Regions from separate parts of the Homo sapiens genome. Here regions 1 and 2 are each linked to region 3. A link is a loop called in an ENCODE intact Hi-C map of the cell type or tissue named here. Cell type or tissue: natural killer cell. All regions are shown on one strand. Region 1 overlaps TBXAS1 (thromboxane A synthase 1). Region 2 overlaps TBXAS1 (thromboxane A synthase 1). Region 3 has its middle 9.2 kb from the start of TBXAS1.

What was found. A loop is a pair of places that touch in the nucleus more often than their neighbours do. Peaks named below come from ENCODE experiments on the same cell type or tissue, not always from the same donor. Only the 100,000 strongest peaks of a DNase experiment are listed, where the experiment ranks them.
Region 1: a loop joins it to region 3, with 5 times the contacts of the local background. A loop is called at or near these places in 3 of 110 quality-filtered maps.
Region 2: it touches region 3 in a loop (4-fold over the local background); 2 of 110 quality-filtered maps call a loop at or near these places.

What each region holds. Positions count from the first base shown.
Region 1 is chr7:139,867,646-139,872,645 of GRCh38, reverse strand. It overlaps TBXAS1 (thromboxane A synthase 1), which reads right to left. Exons shown (of 13, transcript NM_001061.7): 2 at 318-411. Among named protein-coding and RNA genes, the nearest start is that of TBXAS1, 41 kb to the right of the region's middle. In natural killer cell, no CTCF peak of the experiment used is centred here; no DNase peak of the experiment used is centred here; H3K27ac peaks cover 285 bases.
Region 2 is chr7:139,885,001-139,890,000 of GRCh38, reverse strand. All of the region lies in intron 3 of TBXAS1 (thromboxane A synthase 1), which reads right to left. Among named protein-coding and RNA genes, the nearest start is that of TBXAS1, 58 kb to the right of the region's middle. RefSeq lists a silencer at 1,617-1,911. In natural killer cell, no CTCF peak of the experiment used is centred here; no DNase peak of the experiment used is centred here; H3K27ac peaks cover 1,645 bases.
Region 3 is chr7:139,817,544-139,822,543 of GRCh38, reverse strand. It overlaps a transcript of TBXAS1 not described here. Among named protein-coding and RNA genes, the nearest start is that of TBXAS1, 9.2 kb to the left of the region's middle. In natural killer cell, a CTCF peak has its summit at 2,572; no DNase peak of the experiment used is centred here; H3K27ac peaks cover 990 bases.

The DNA.
Region 1 (5,000 bases), 50 kb before region 3:
TTTTGCTCTTGTTGCCCAGGCTAAAGTGCAATGGTGCAATCTCGGCTCAGTGCAACCTCCACCTCCTGGGTTCAAGTGATTCTCCTGCCTCAGCCTCCCAAGTAGCTGGGATTACAGGCATGAGCCACCATGCCCAGCTAATTTTTTGTATTTAGTAGAGACGGGGTTTCACCATGTTGGTCAGGCTGGTCTCGAACTCCTGACCTCAGGTGATCCACACGCTTCGGCCTCCCAAAGTGCTGGGATTACAGCCATGAGCCACTGTGCCTGGCCCTCAGCATATTTTATGATGGAAGCCAATGGAAGACAGCCCTTACCTGGCGGAAAAATGTCAAGTTTCCAATGAAAGGAGAAGGCTTGGGATGTCTGAGGCCTAACTTCTCCAGTCTTGAGAATGCTGATGTGGAGTACCTGGAGGGAAAAGCAGATTTCAAAAGCTGAGAAATGAAGTTGCACTCATGCTTTAGGCTCTATTAGGAACTAGAATTACTGAGCTCTCTGGAAGTAAAGGCAAAAGAATAGGTTTCCAGTCACCACATCTAAGAACCAAAAAATTGGAGGCCTAGAGTTGAGTGAGTAGAATAGGAGTCCAGTCAACCTCCTGTTGAGTGACCTGCTGGAGATCAACGAATCCTGAAACCTCTGAGCTGGAGATGCCTTACAGATGATGTAGTCCAACTGCCCCTCTCTGACCTAGAATTCCTCTTAATAGATTGTTTTAAAAATGCCACTCTCTCCAATTCCTTTCCTTTGCCTCTAAATCTATCACGAGCAATTGCTCAGAAGGCAAGGTAAAAAAACTAACAATGGCAAAAGCTCCCTGTGCAAATGTGTGTATTTTCATGGTCAAGACTAACCCCTCCCTGCCACACACATAATTTGTCCCTCATCACATTCCCTGGCCTTACAGAGAATAGTAAAAATAGGAACGGAGGGAAGGCGCCATGAGGAGAAGACCTATCACCAAATGCTTACAACCTCTTTAAGTCTTTGTTTTCTCGGCCCGCAACCATATGGGAAGCATATTTTCTTAACCAAAAATCAGGAAGCGTGGTCCGACAGATTTCTGTGCCACTTCCCAGGAGAAAGCGGCAGTCTGAGAAGTGCAGTGTGGCTGTCAAAACATTGGAATTACTATGGTATTTCAACAGTTTATAGGAACAGAGGGATAACACAGCTAAAGTCAGAACTGGCTTAGAAAAACCTGCACATATGGCTCTGATCCCTAACCAGCAGCCAATTAGGTCAAAAGTTCAGTTAGTTCAGCAAAATTAATGAGTCAAACTGGTTGTTTAGCATCACGCAGAGATCAGCCAAATCACAATTTAAGGGCAAGGAAAAACATGGAGACTATCAGTACAATCTAGCTTTCTGTGTGTATTGAAACTCAAACTATTACTGCTATAAGAATCACTCTTTTTCAAAGGACAGAGTATTTGCTATACTCTTTGATCTTTCCCACCTGCAGTCAATAAGGAGTACTTAAAATAAAAATACTCAAATATTCAGGGAAAGGAAACACAGCTTAAGTGCTGGTTTGCATTATTCTGAGCAATGTGCTATTTATTTCTTTATTTATTTCTGTCACCCAGGCTGGAGTGCAGTGGAGGCTCACTGCAGCCTAAAACTCCTGGGCTCAAGTGATTCTCCTGCCTCAGCTTCCCAAGTAGCTGGGACTACAGGTATGTGCCACCACTCCCAACTAGTATTTCAGATTCTTTGTAGAGACAGGGTCTCCCTATATTGTCCAGGTTGGTCTTAACTCCTGGCCTCAAGCGGTCCTCCTGCCTTGGCCTCCCAAAGTGCTGGGATTAAAGGCATAAGCCACCACACCTGGCCAAATGAGTCGATTTTTAAAGTGGTCACAAGGGAGAACCAGGGCAGAACGGGAAGGCAGGATGTCCTCTATCCCAAGTTATCCTAAGATTTCCACCGTATGGCTCCATTAATAGGTTTGAATGAATTCCCAGTACGTCACATTTAGGTCCATGTTCAAGTGTGATTACAAACCACACTCAAGAGCCACACGTGAACGCCAAGGATTAGTCATACCAACACTCCTCTTCATTAGTGTGAGTACCGAAGGTTGACAGCACAGTTGGTAAAAGTTATTCTTTCAAGTGGACCATAATGTTTTAAATAATTCCCCTTACAACAGAGAGGAAAGACCAAAGGAAACTTACCAGCCCACTTAACACTTTCTTTAACATCCTCAAATTCGTGTCTATGTTCATTTCTTCATCAGCTTTTTTGAATTATTTTCTAAAAGTAATCTCTAATGGGTAGAAAAAAAGATGTAGACCTTGGACCACATAATTACATCTTAATTTTGTAATTAGATGTCTTGATTGTCTAAAGGACAAGAAGTCTGTGCCTAATTACACATGCTAATTATTATGCAAGTCCATGCCCTAATTATGTAACTCCACTTATGAAAATACTGCTAGTGTGTCTATGCACAAAATTCAGACATTTTCAAACACATGGCATCAGCAGAGTGTCCTGGACACCACCACAAACTTCCCTTTGCAGCCTCGACTCAAATCTGGAACTTGAGCATTTGTAGCCTCGACTCAAATCTGGAACTTGAGCATCTTCAGCTGGAAACTGGCCAAATATTGCCATCAGTAACTCAAGTTCCTGCACCCAAATCTGCAGGGAGAGATCATTGCCACCAAATTTATGGGCAAAATAGCAACATGGGTTCCATTTGTCTCCCTACCACTTCCTTCTCTGCACTCTTGTTTCATACCCTCTGGTCTCAGGGTCCCCTTGCTGCCCTCTGACTGTCTCAACACGTTCTTAACCCAAAATCAATGAACCCCAGTTGTAATGGGTTGAATTGTATCACCACCAAAAAGATAAGTTGAAGTCCTAACCTCCAGAAGTCCTAATCTCAGAATGTGACTTGGAAATAGGGTCACTGCAAATGTAATTAGTTAAGATGAAGTCATATAGGCCAGGCACGGCTGCTGATGCCTGTAATCCCAGCACTTTGGGAGGCTGAGGCAGGCAGATCACTTGAGGCCAGGAGCTCAAGACCAGCCTAGCCCATATGGTGAAACCCCATCTCTACTAAAAATGCAAAAAAATAGCCAGGGGTAGTGTTGCATGCCTGTAATCCTAGCAAATCGGGAGGCTAAGATAAGAGAATCTCTTGAACCTGGGAGGAGGAGGTTGCAGTGAGCCAAGATTGTACCACTGCACTCCAGCCTGGGTGACAGAGTGAGACTCTGTCTCAAAAAAATAAATAAATAAAGTCATACTGAAGTACAGGGGCCCCTCAATCCAATATGACTGGTGTCCTTATGAGAAGATGGCCATGTGAAGACAGAGATTCACAGGAAAGTGCCGAGTGACTATGAAAGCAGAGATTGGTGTCAGGCCACTGCAAGCCAAGGTATGTCAAAGATAGTCAGCCAACCACTAGAAGCTAGGAAGAGGCAAGGAAGGATTCTCCCCTACAGATTTCATAGGGAACATAGCCCTGCAGACACCTCAATTTCAGGCTCCTGGCCCAGAACTGTGACACAATAAATTTCTGGTGGTCTGGGTGTGGTGGCTCATGCCTATAAACCTAGCACTTTGGAAGGCCAAGGTAGGACAATTATTTGAGCCCAGGAGTTTGAGACCAGCCTGGGCAACACAGCAAGACCCTCACCTCTACAAAGTGTAAAAAAATTAGCCGGGTGAGCCTGGTCGTGGTGGCTCGTGCCTGTAATCCCAGCACTTCGGGGAGCCAAGGCAGGCAGATCACTTGAGGTCAGGAGTTTGAGATCAGCCTGGCCAACATGGCAAAACCTCATCTCTACTAAAAAAAAAAATACAAAAGGTAACCAGGCAGGCTTGTAATCCCAACTACTCGGGAGGCTAAGGCACGAGAATCGCTTGAACCCAGGAGGTGGAAGTTGCAGTGAGCCAAGATTGTGCCACTGCGCTCCAGCTGGGATGATGAAGCAAGACCCTGTCTCAAAAAAAAAAAAAAAAAAAAAATATTAGCCAGGTGTGGTGGCACACACCTATAGTCCCAGCTACTTGGAAGGCTGGGATGGGAGGATCACTTGAGCTCAGGAGTTTGAGGCTACAATGAGCTACTTTTGTACCAGTACACTCCAGCCTGGGCAACAGAGCAAAACCCCGTCTCAAAAAATGAATAAATAAATAAATAAATAAATAAATAAATTCTGGAGTTTCCAGCCACTCAAGTTTGTAGTACTTTGATATGGCAGCCCTAGGTTAAGTGGTACACTAGGGATACTTATGAGTGAGTCTTACAGGGTCAATGAAAAGTTGTTTTTAAATATCTTGCTGTAACTTTAAAAATTGTCATTGTAAAAAAAATCCTTTTATGTCAAATTGTGTTATTAAGTCCTGTGCCATTTAAAAAAGTGCAGGAGGCCAGGGATGCTACTGTGTAAAGCAGGTAATACGCAATGATCAGACGATCACCATGTTCTGATGTTTACAATGGGTTTCCTTTGATGTGAATTAATGCAAATGTTTCCCACAATTATGGTTATGGACACCTGTCATTGTTTACATCAAGGATACTTAAGTTGGAAAACGACAACAGAAAGTATATATAGCTTTAGACAGCATCTTTCGGTTTTATTTTCACAACCAACGAGGTCATTAAACGCTACAGGACACAAATACTGCTGTGCCAGCGGTACAATTTACTGTCCATTCTCAAAATAAATCGGGCCACTGGATCATTCTCAAAATCAGGTTCAATTTGTAAAGGCTGGAAAATTTCCTGTATTTTATCTTCCTCAAGGCTTTCTCTTTATTTATTTATTTATTTATTTATTTATTTATTATTTATTTTCGAGGCAGAGTCTCACTCTGTCACCCAGGCTGGAGTGCAGTGGCACAATCTCAGTTCACTGCAACCTCCTCTTCCTGGGCTCAAGCGATTCTCCTGCCTCAGCCTCCTGAGTAGCCAGGATTACAGGCGCCCACCACGCCAGGCTAATTTTTGTATTTTAGTAGAGACGGGG
Region 2 (5,000 bases), 67 kb before region 3:
TTCCAGGCCTACCCTGGAGCTCCCATTCCTCTCTCCTTCCTAATGCAGCTTCCTGATCCTCTGAGTGCTTCATTCCTAAGTCACCTTGCACCCAATGTCTCCTTAGCAGCTCTGCCATGGTCTGAATGTTTGTATCCATCCCCCCAACAGATTCATATGTTGAAATCTTAAACCCCCAGATGACAGTATTAGAAGGTGGGGTCTTTGGGGGACAAATGGGTCATGAGGGCAGAGCCCTCTTGAACAGGATTAGTGCTCTTATAAAGGAGGCCCTAGGGAGCTCTTTCACCTCTTCCACCACGGGAGGGTGCAGTGAGAAGGCACCATCTATGAACCAGAAAGTGAGCCCTCACCAGACAATGAATCTGTTGGTTCCTTGATCTTGGACTTCCCAGTCCCCACAACTATGAGAAATAAATTTCTGTTATTCATAAGCCACCCAGTCTATGGCACTTTGTTATAACAGCTTGAACACATGAGGATGAGGACAAGCTCCAACGGATTAAGAAAAAGATAAAACTATTTTGTCTTTGCCCTGTTCAACCTCTTAATTATGGTGGAATCACCATGTTGTCTCCAGCATTTGAAGTCAGCCTCAGTGATTAATGTTGACTCATCTCTTACTTGTTACAATCAATGACTTGCTGCATTTTTAGGACATTTTCTTTTCTTTTTTTTTTTTCCTTTTTTTTCGACAGGATTACAGTGACATGATCTCAGCTCACTGCAGCCTCTGCCTTCCTGGCTCAAGCGATCCTCCTATCTCAGCCTCCAAAGTACTTGGGACAACAGGCGCACATGCCACCACACCCAGCTAATTTTGGTATTTTTTGTAGAGATGTGGTTTCACTATATTGCCCAGGCTGTCTCAAACTCCTGGGCTCAAGCAATCTCCCCACCTCGGCCTCCCAATGTGCTAGAATTACAGGCACGAGTCACCACACCCGGCCACTACAGGACACTTTCTCTATAAAATTCTCCTTCTTTTCCTTCCATTTCTGATAATCTAAATCACTCTTATCTCTCTCACCTGTGCTATCAGAATGTTTTTTGCTAGTTTTTTTTTTTAACTCAATTCCATCCTCCCCCTGCACCCCTTCTCCACTCTATACCTGCACAACTTTCTTTAAATAACCCACCTCCTTAGCACCAGTCCTGAGGTTCTCTCTCATCTGCCACTGCCAAGGTTGTCCTCTCTACTTGTGCCCCAAACATCACATTTTCCTAGCACACATTTGGCCTCTACTCTTCTTCTTTCTATCTCAGCCAAAACCTCTGAACTTTCTCCCATGCATATGTGCCTGGATACACTCTTCTCCACAGGCCACCTGCCACCTCTCCTTTTTTGGATAGGTATAATGTGAGCTAACCTTTCCCAATGAGCACACACTCAGTGCAGAGACTGTGGGGTACAAGAGGGGAATTCAATATGTCATGAACAGTCATGAAGCAGGAGTGTATGCCCTGTGATATAGTGGAAAGACTGTGGGAAAAAAACCCAGAGGAAAAAAATTGAGAAGCCACCAATTGCAAGAACAGGATTTTGACAAATTACTCAAGGTAGGAAGCCCAGAGATCGAAGGGTCAGTTCCAGGAAGAGAAGGAACAGTGTAGACCCAGGGAACAAGGAAGCAGAAGTCAGTAAGAGTTTCAGACACAGAAGACAAAATTTATGTGAGACACAAAGGCCACAGTGAGCTGGTGGGAAAGAGGAAACTTGGAGGGGGCTGAAGGCAGAACCGAAAGGCAGACACATAAATTGTAAAGGGTTTGGCAGCAAGGAGTGAGATAAGAGGAGAAGGAGCTCTGGGTGAGGACTACTGGGAATTTATTAAAGCAAACTGAATTTATCGTGCAGTGCAAGCATTTGTTGATAATGGGGTCGGTTTGGTTAAAAATGCGCTTACTGGCCTAGCCAAAAGGAAGTTACAGGCAAAGTCACTGGGGTCATACATTCCAATTAGAAATGTGTGGTTCACCTTGACCAGTTGGGATCCAGGGCACAAAGGGAAGTGTAAATTTAACCTGAGCTCACTCTCAAGGTTTGAAAACAAGAAGTAATGGCCACATAATCGTGGTGAAAAGGGGACAACAAAGCATTGCTATAAGATGTCCTCCAAAGGTGAAATGGTATGGTCACTATGGAAAACAGTATGACGGTCTTCAAAGAGCTAAAAATAGATTTACTCTGTGATCTGGCAATTCCACCTCTGCATATATACCCAAAAGAACTAAAAGCAGGGTCTCAAAGAGGTATTTCCACATCCATATTCAAGTAACATTATTCACATTAGCTCAATGCTGGAAGTAACACACTCCGCCATCTACAAACAAACGAATAAACAAAAGGCAGAATAGGCTTACAATGGAATATTACTCAGCCTTAAAAAGGCAGTAGTTCTCCCATGTGCTACAACATGGATTAACCTTGAGGATATTATATTAAGTGAAATAAACCAGTTACAAAAGGAAAAATACCATATGATTCCACTTTATTGAGGTACTTAGAGTAGTCAAATTTGTAGAGACAGAAGGTAAAATGGTGGTTGTCAGGGCCTGGGGGAGGAGGGAAGGGAGAGTTAATGTTTAATGAGGACAAAGTTTCAGCTTTGCAAGATGAAAAAAATTCTGGATGTGAACGATGATGATAGCTGCACGACAATGTGAAGGTACTTAATGCAACTGATCTATACAATGAAAAATAGGAGAGTACATTTTGTGTGATGCATATTTTAACACAATAAAAATAATGTCCTCCAGCCAAATGTCCTTCAGGTTATTCTCAATACCTAGATCTAACCGAGAAGTGGGAGACCATCAATTCTGAAACCATGGGTCACAGTGTTCCTCCTGCTGGCCAGGTTGTAGAGGCATGAAAACCCATCCCACCTACTCATATGAAACCTTTCTCCTATGGGTGTTAGCTGTGGGTTCTCGGGCCCTGAAGCCCTGGTACTCATGAACAGGTATGGATTTTGAGCAGGGCAGAACTCAGGATGCTAAGTGTCCATTCCAGATTGGAGATAAAGCATCCTTGTGGGCTCCTACACAGAGGAGGACAAAGAGCTGAGGCTTCTTGCTCATGGGATGCTCCAAAGAACCAAAACTCTAGCAGAGAAGGCTAAGCCTTTGGGGGAAGCAGCTAACAATCTTTAGGCTGGAGTCTTTGGGAAGAACCTAGTGGCCATGTCAATCATCAGTCTCAAGCTGTGGTCTGGCAGTGAGATGAAGAAGTGAACTTGAAGAGTTACAAGCAATCTTCAAAGGCAAATGGAAGAGCCATTCAACAGTTGCCTCTTTGTGGTGAATATGCACTAGGCATTACATTAGCCACGGAAAAGATGGAGGTGGCACAAGCCAGGGAGTACCTGGATTTCCTTCCTGCAGTAGCTCTGTTGTGAAGTGCAGTAGTTTTGATTCAATCCTGGATGCCCACATCTCCAGTAGGCCAAGTAGTATCAAGAGGTGCTGGGGGGTGTTTTAACAAAAAAGACCACAATTGCCTCATCAAACTAACATGCTATGACAAGCCATTCACCAGCCATAGATTCCGGGCAAAGGTTAATAGGTTCCTCTTTAAGCCGAGGCCAAAAAAAAAAAAAAAAAAAAAAAAATTCATCTGCAAAGAGTGCCTCCTTAGTGGTTAATGTGGGGAGCCTGGAGAACATGTCAGAGAGTCAGACCTTTATAAATAGGCCAATAAACTGACAGCCTTACTCAGGGTGGAAAAACTTCATAGAGTGGGTTGCAAAATTCTTGCAGCTTGAGGGTGAGATGGAGGAGAGGTTGTTAGGAGCACGGTCTTGAGATACGAAGAATAATCAAAGAACTTATTTTCGTAGTTAAGTTTATATTATCTGCCCTAGGCAAGCAGGCATCATAAAACTTGGTGGGGCCTTGCTAAGGAATTACTTTGTGTGCATAGCTATAGAAATGTTACACATAAGAGTGATCAGGAGTAATTAGAATGCATAGTAAACAACCCAAACTTTAAAAGATTTAAAGATCCTAAGGAAGAAAGAAGAATATGTTCCAGTTTAAAGGCTAACGTCAAACATTCAAAATTTAGTAGAATTTCAAACGTGTATGCGGTGGTGTGTGACTTTTTTTGCTTGAAAGTTCACACTAGTATCTGGAGTTAATTTGGTTTTAGACATTTAGATTCCTTTACCTTTTGCCCTATGTGAGTAACAAGATTTAGAACTGGTTTTTAATCAAGCAAGGATTTCTAAGAACTTGTTTGGAAAAAGTTCCTCTGCTCACAAAATAGTGATGAAAGAGGAACTTTAAGCTCTAAGTGAATTGGGAACTCATTGCTTCTTCAAATTTAGTAATAATTTCTTTTAAATTTTGAAATCAAAGATGGCTTGTCTTTCTTCTTTTTAGATAGAATAGGAATGCTATTTGCATTCTCAATCAGAGTGAAGAGCCCTAAGAATTGGGTAAATGTGTGCACTTTTTGAGACTGTCTGTGCAAAGTTCTTGACAAAAGATATATGCATACAGCCATGTGCTTTCTGGACCTGCTTCCAGATGGGAGAATGCCTTGACAAATGTCACAGTGATTCATGACTGTTTTACATACTCTATTATGCATTTTGGGTTGAACAACTTGGATTTGTTGCAGGTACGCTTCAATTAAATGTGGAATTTATTATTTGAAGATATTAGCTCAAAATAGAGCTTTTATGCAACTTTAATTGAGACATTCTATCGATTGGGAACACATCTGTGCAGAGCTGTCACTTACAGGATAAAGAAGGTACTGATGCCATATTTGATAGTTACTAATGAGGAATGAGTTAGTTCCCTTCCACCTTGAACGTGATATACAGTTCTCCATGGTAGATTTTGGATGTGAATATCAAGGAAAGCAAAATTAAAAATCTGTGGCTGACGCTCCAGCCGCTGCAGTCCTCTCTCCTTTCTAGCCAGGTGCTCTGTCCCTCATCTGCAGGCCCAGCCCTGGCCCCAGAAGCAGGAACAACCTCCAGCCACAC
Region 3 (5,000 bases):
CCCACAGATTAAGATGCTCGGGAGATGGCCAGATCTGTAGAGGTCAGGAGAAAAATCTGAAGTAGGGAAATAATTTTCATTTTGAGAGCCATTTGCTTGTGGATGGGGCAAAGCCATAGGGATAAAAGTGGGCTACAGAGAACAGGTAGAGTGCTGAGAAGGGAAGCACGGAGTTGAGGGTGGGGGAACCAACACCAAGAAGAGCAGCCTTACAGGGCAATACCAAAGAGATGCCTGGAAAAAGATTCAACAGATATAACCAGAGAGAGAGAGAGAGAAAGAGTATAAGAGAGAGCAAGCAGACAACAGGACCATTAGCTGAGGAACCTTATTTTACTGCTTAAGGATGCAGCTTTTTGTTTTCAAATGACCTGTGTTCAAATCCTACCCCTTCCATACTCTAGCTTAGACAATCTTAGAACCCAAAATGATCTCTCTGAGCCTCGGTTTCTCATTTGTGAAGTGGTGATAACTGTCCACACTGCCTAGGATGGTTGAGAGGAAAATGAATTCCTCGTGTGGCCTGATTAGTGGAGCTCTGGCTCACAGGGAGCACTCAATACACGAGGTCTGTGATTGTTTCCACTGAAGCCACTGGCGGACAGTTGCAGGAAGCAGGAAACGACGTACAGCATTCGTGCCACAGAAAGACCAAGGGAAAGTGGCAATGTGGTCATTACGGCCACCTCCTTCCTGGCTTTGGCAAAGTGGAGGGTGTAGAGAGACAAGACCTAGAGAAAAGGGGGTTTGGACAGAAAGGGCTGATTCTGACGTCCCCCTCCCTCTCTTCGGCCCCATGGCTGAGACGTGGAAGAAGACTCGGGTTTGGACTGGCTAGAAGAGTGGAATTTGCAGGTGCCACTCATTGTGGGTCCCACGGGGAAGAGGAAACATCTCCTGCAGTGGGAGACTTGTGGGAGACAGCAGCCATCTGTGTGTTTCCCCTGCCTGTGATAAGGGCAGAGCTATCGCTCTGCTTCAAGGTTGCTATGGAGATATGGATGGGCTCATAAACAGTTTTAAGGTCTATGTCATATCTTGATTTTGTATTAGTCTTGAGGGCAGGGACCATATTTTATACATCATTGTACAACCACACCACCTATCACATTGCAATCTCATCCACTCACTTGGCTTTTGTTAACATCACAGGCTGTTCACTCCCAAATCTATTCTCTCCAGCCCAATTGTCATTCCTGAGTTTCAGACCAATATATCCAGCTGCCCACTGGACATCCTCTGACAACCAGCCTACAGATGCTACAGACTCGAAAAATCTAAAGCTAGACTCATTGCCGCAGCCTCCTTTCTCCATTAACCTCATCCCATCTCCCCCGTCTCAGTAAATTGTACCTTCCTCCCTTCAGCCCCAAGCCAGAAACTTGGGATCATCCTTGACTTCTCTCAGCCCCCTCATCTCAAAATCCAGTTAGTCAGCAAGCCCTGCTGGTCCTGCCTATGAAGTCTCCCTCATTCTGGTCACTACTCCTTTTATCCATTCATTCTACTTCATTTCGTTGATTCAACAAATGCCTTGGCATCTACTGGGCATGGGAGACTGTTCTAGGCAATGGGAAGACACTAGAACAGTGAACGAGCAAGGTTTCTTAGGGCTTAGATTTAGAGACACCCACCCAAATATCAGCTCCATGGTTTCTCATTAGATTGCAGCCATCTCCTGATTGACCTCTTATTCATTAATCCAAGAATTATTTATTGAATTTGTACAGGGTGCCTGGCACTGTGCTGGGTGCGCATGAAGAATGTAGAAAACACCAGCATGGCTGGGAGGCATTAAGCAGAAGAAAGGGTAGGACTGGCCTACACAGGAGAGATAAGGTAGGGTCAGGACATCTAAGACCCAGTGGACCATGTGAAAAATGCACTACTTCCTTCCAAAAGGAAAGGAAAGCCATTGAAGGGCTTTATGAAGTGGGGTGACTTGATGCTATTTAGGGTAACTGTAACCCGTCTATTTTCATTGTTAAAATTAATACAGACCTCCTCCGATGATAGCCCAACATTGGCGTGTCAACATCAATCAGGTGCCCCCATCACACAGCAGGGGAGTTGAAGCAATGCCACCATTCAGACTTTGGCTGTATGTGTCAGCAGAAGATGAGCAATGAGGTTGTCAACTACAAGTTGCTCTTGATGTTGCTAACCACACATGGCCCATCCTATCTCCTTCTCATTTCAGCCTCTCTATCAATTTATGACACCCATGATCTCAGCTTGTCAGATGTTAGCACTTCCTGAGATGTTGTCAAATCTCTCCCGCCCCTCCTCATGGCTGGATGCGGCTACATGTTGATGACTAGACGTAGTTCTCCTTGCAAAAGTGGAGAGTCAGCAGACGGCTTGACTGCCTTAAGGCAAGTCTTAGAGCTTTCAGGCAAGTTGGTGCCTGGAACAGTCATTTTTCACCTCCTAGTCACTGGGAGTGAGAGTGGGAGCAGGCATAAGGAGACAGACAGCATGCTCAGAAAGCAAAAGTTAGAATCCAGAGTTTGACAGCAAGATCACAAATGGCATTTCAGGCAAGTTGTCAGGACCAGGAAGTCCCACTACAGAGCAAAGGGGGCACTGTGACCCAGGCACAGGCCCAATAATAGAAACTCTCAAGCAGAAGATAATTCGAAGTTCTGGCAGCAGATGCCTCCAAGGAAATATGTCAGCAGGTGGTAGGGCCCCAATCTCCACCTAGTATGGCAATATAGAAATAAGAGCTGAGTTGGGGAGGCTGAGAGTGGTGGCTCATACCTGCAATTCCAGCACTTTAGGAGGCCAAGGCAGGTGGATCACTTGAGGTCAGGAGTTTCAGACCAGCCTGGCCAACATGGTGAAAACCCATCTCTACTAAAAATACAAAAATTAGCCGGGCATGGTGGCGTGCACCTGTAATCCCAGTTACTAGGGAGGCTGAGGCAGGAGAATCGCTTGAACCTGGGAGGCGGAGGTTGCAGTGAGCCAAGATAGTGCCACTGCACTCCAGCCTGGGCGACAGAGTGAGACTGCATCTCAAACAAAAAACAAACAAACAAAAGAAGAGAGTTGGGGGAAAGAATGAATAGCATAAGTGTTGTAATGAGGGGCCCCCAAATCTCAAGAGCTTCACACTACAGAAGTGTGTCTGTCACTCATGTAACAGCCCAAATGTGTGTGTTCAGTAGGCAGCCTTCCATGCAGTGACTCAGGAATTCAGGCTTTTTCCATCTTGTAACCCTGTCGTCCACTGGAACCTCAGATGCCTCTGCTGGATCATCCACAACCAGCTGGCAAGTGGAAAACAGAGAAGATGATATGAGGAAGAATTTTACAGGCCAGGCCTGGAGGTGGTGTACACACTCTTTGGAAACATGACCACCCCTAATTGCAAAGGAGGCTGAGAAATGGAGCCAGCCCAGGAGGAAAAGGAAAGAGGTTTGGAAAGCATATAGCATTCCTGCCACAGGTGGGGTCCCATTCTGGGTATGTCCTCAATTCACCAATTCCTGTATAGGAAACAAGCCACTAGAACAGGCTGGAGGGTGGCAATTGCAGCCCTCTGCTAAAAAGCCAAGGCCCAGTAGCTAGTTCAGGGATCAGGGATGGAGAGGGACTAGCCTCTGAGATGCTGGTATGATGGCATCTGACCCAGTATTCCCAACTCTCTCTCCAGGAGGCTGAGTTGCTACCAGGGGTCTGCTCTACATGTGCCACCAGGAGCCTTCCCCCAGCTCCATGAAGCCATTGGAGCCGTCTATGTGTGGTATTCATCTCACCAGCCCAGCTGGACCCTCTGAGAACGTGGTTTCTACTTGAATCAAGGCTCAATTCTCCACACTCCAATGAACAATGTAAATCAGAAATATTCACTCTGTCTGCAAAGGGGGCACTGCGACCCAGGCACAGGCCCAATAATGGTAAACCCTCAAGTAGAAGATAATCCTAAGTTTTGGCAGCAGCTGCCTCCAAGGGAATATGTCAGCAGGTGGTATGGTACCAGTCTCCACCTAGAATGGCAGTATAGAAATAAGAACTGAGTGAGGGAGGCTGGGCGTGGTGGCTCATACCTATAATCCTAGCACTTTGGGAGGCCAAAGCAGGTGGATCACTTGAGGTCAGGAGTTAGAGAACAGCCTGGCCAACACCTTCGTACCTTGAACATTTAGCCAAGTCCCTGTCTTTACTGATCCTAGTTCCATCCCTGTCTGTACTGGTGGTCTCTGTACTGAACCCCAGTCTGACTTGTACCTGCACCCACCTGAGTTACAACAGGCCCTGTGCCATCCTATACCTTCACCCTCTCCTAACAAGGCAGGCTCCTTTCTGTGCATTTTCAGGACTTAGAGTAGCCACCACCTCCTCAAGGAACCCTCCAGGGCCTCCCAGAGATGATCCATTGTCGATCCGTGTCCTGCCACAGCACCCCAATCCTACTCAGTGAGCTTGCCTCTACCAACACTCTAGATGTAAGCTTTTTGAGAAGAAGAGTTATATCTGGTTCAACAATGTATCCCCAGTGACTGGGAGAATGCCTGCTTGTCACTCAGTAGGTGATCACGAAATGTTTCTGAAATGAATGAATGTACTACTGCCTGTGTTTTAGGTAGCTGCCATCAGGTAACAATGGTGCTCTTCAGGTTATGAAGGTAGGTGGCACCACTCTTTCTGCAAGAACACTTGACATAAATTAAGGTTTGTTTCCATAATCCAAGAACCTGGCTCATTTTCTATAAAATATATCAGTTTATTGAAATAACCATAAAATCATTTCTCAACCTAGATTTTCTAAGAAGGATATAATGAGTGAAATACCATAAAGAAAAGAAGAGGTGCAGAGAGAGCAGTGAGTTCTTGAGTCCTTGAGTAATTAGTTCAGTTCTCCACATCATCTCACTTTCATGCTATTTAACTCAAAGACTGGAGTGTACCCATTCCCACCCCTGAGCACTTGAAGTTACTAAAGCTGCGTCCTCTGGACACCCCGTGGCTGCCTGTACCTGTTCCGGGTTTAT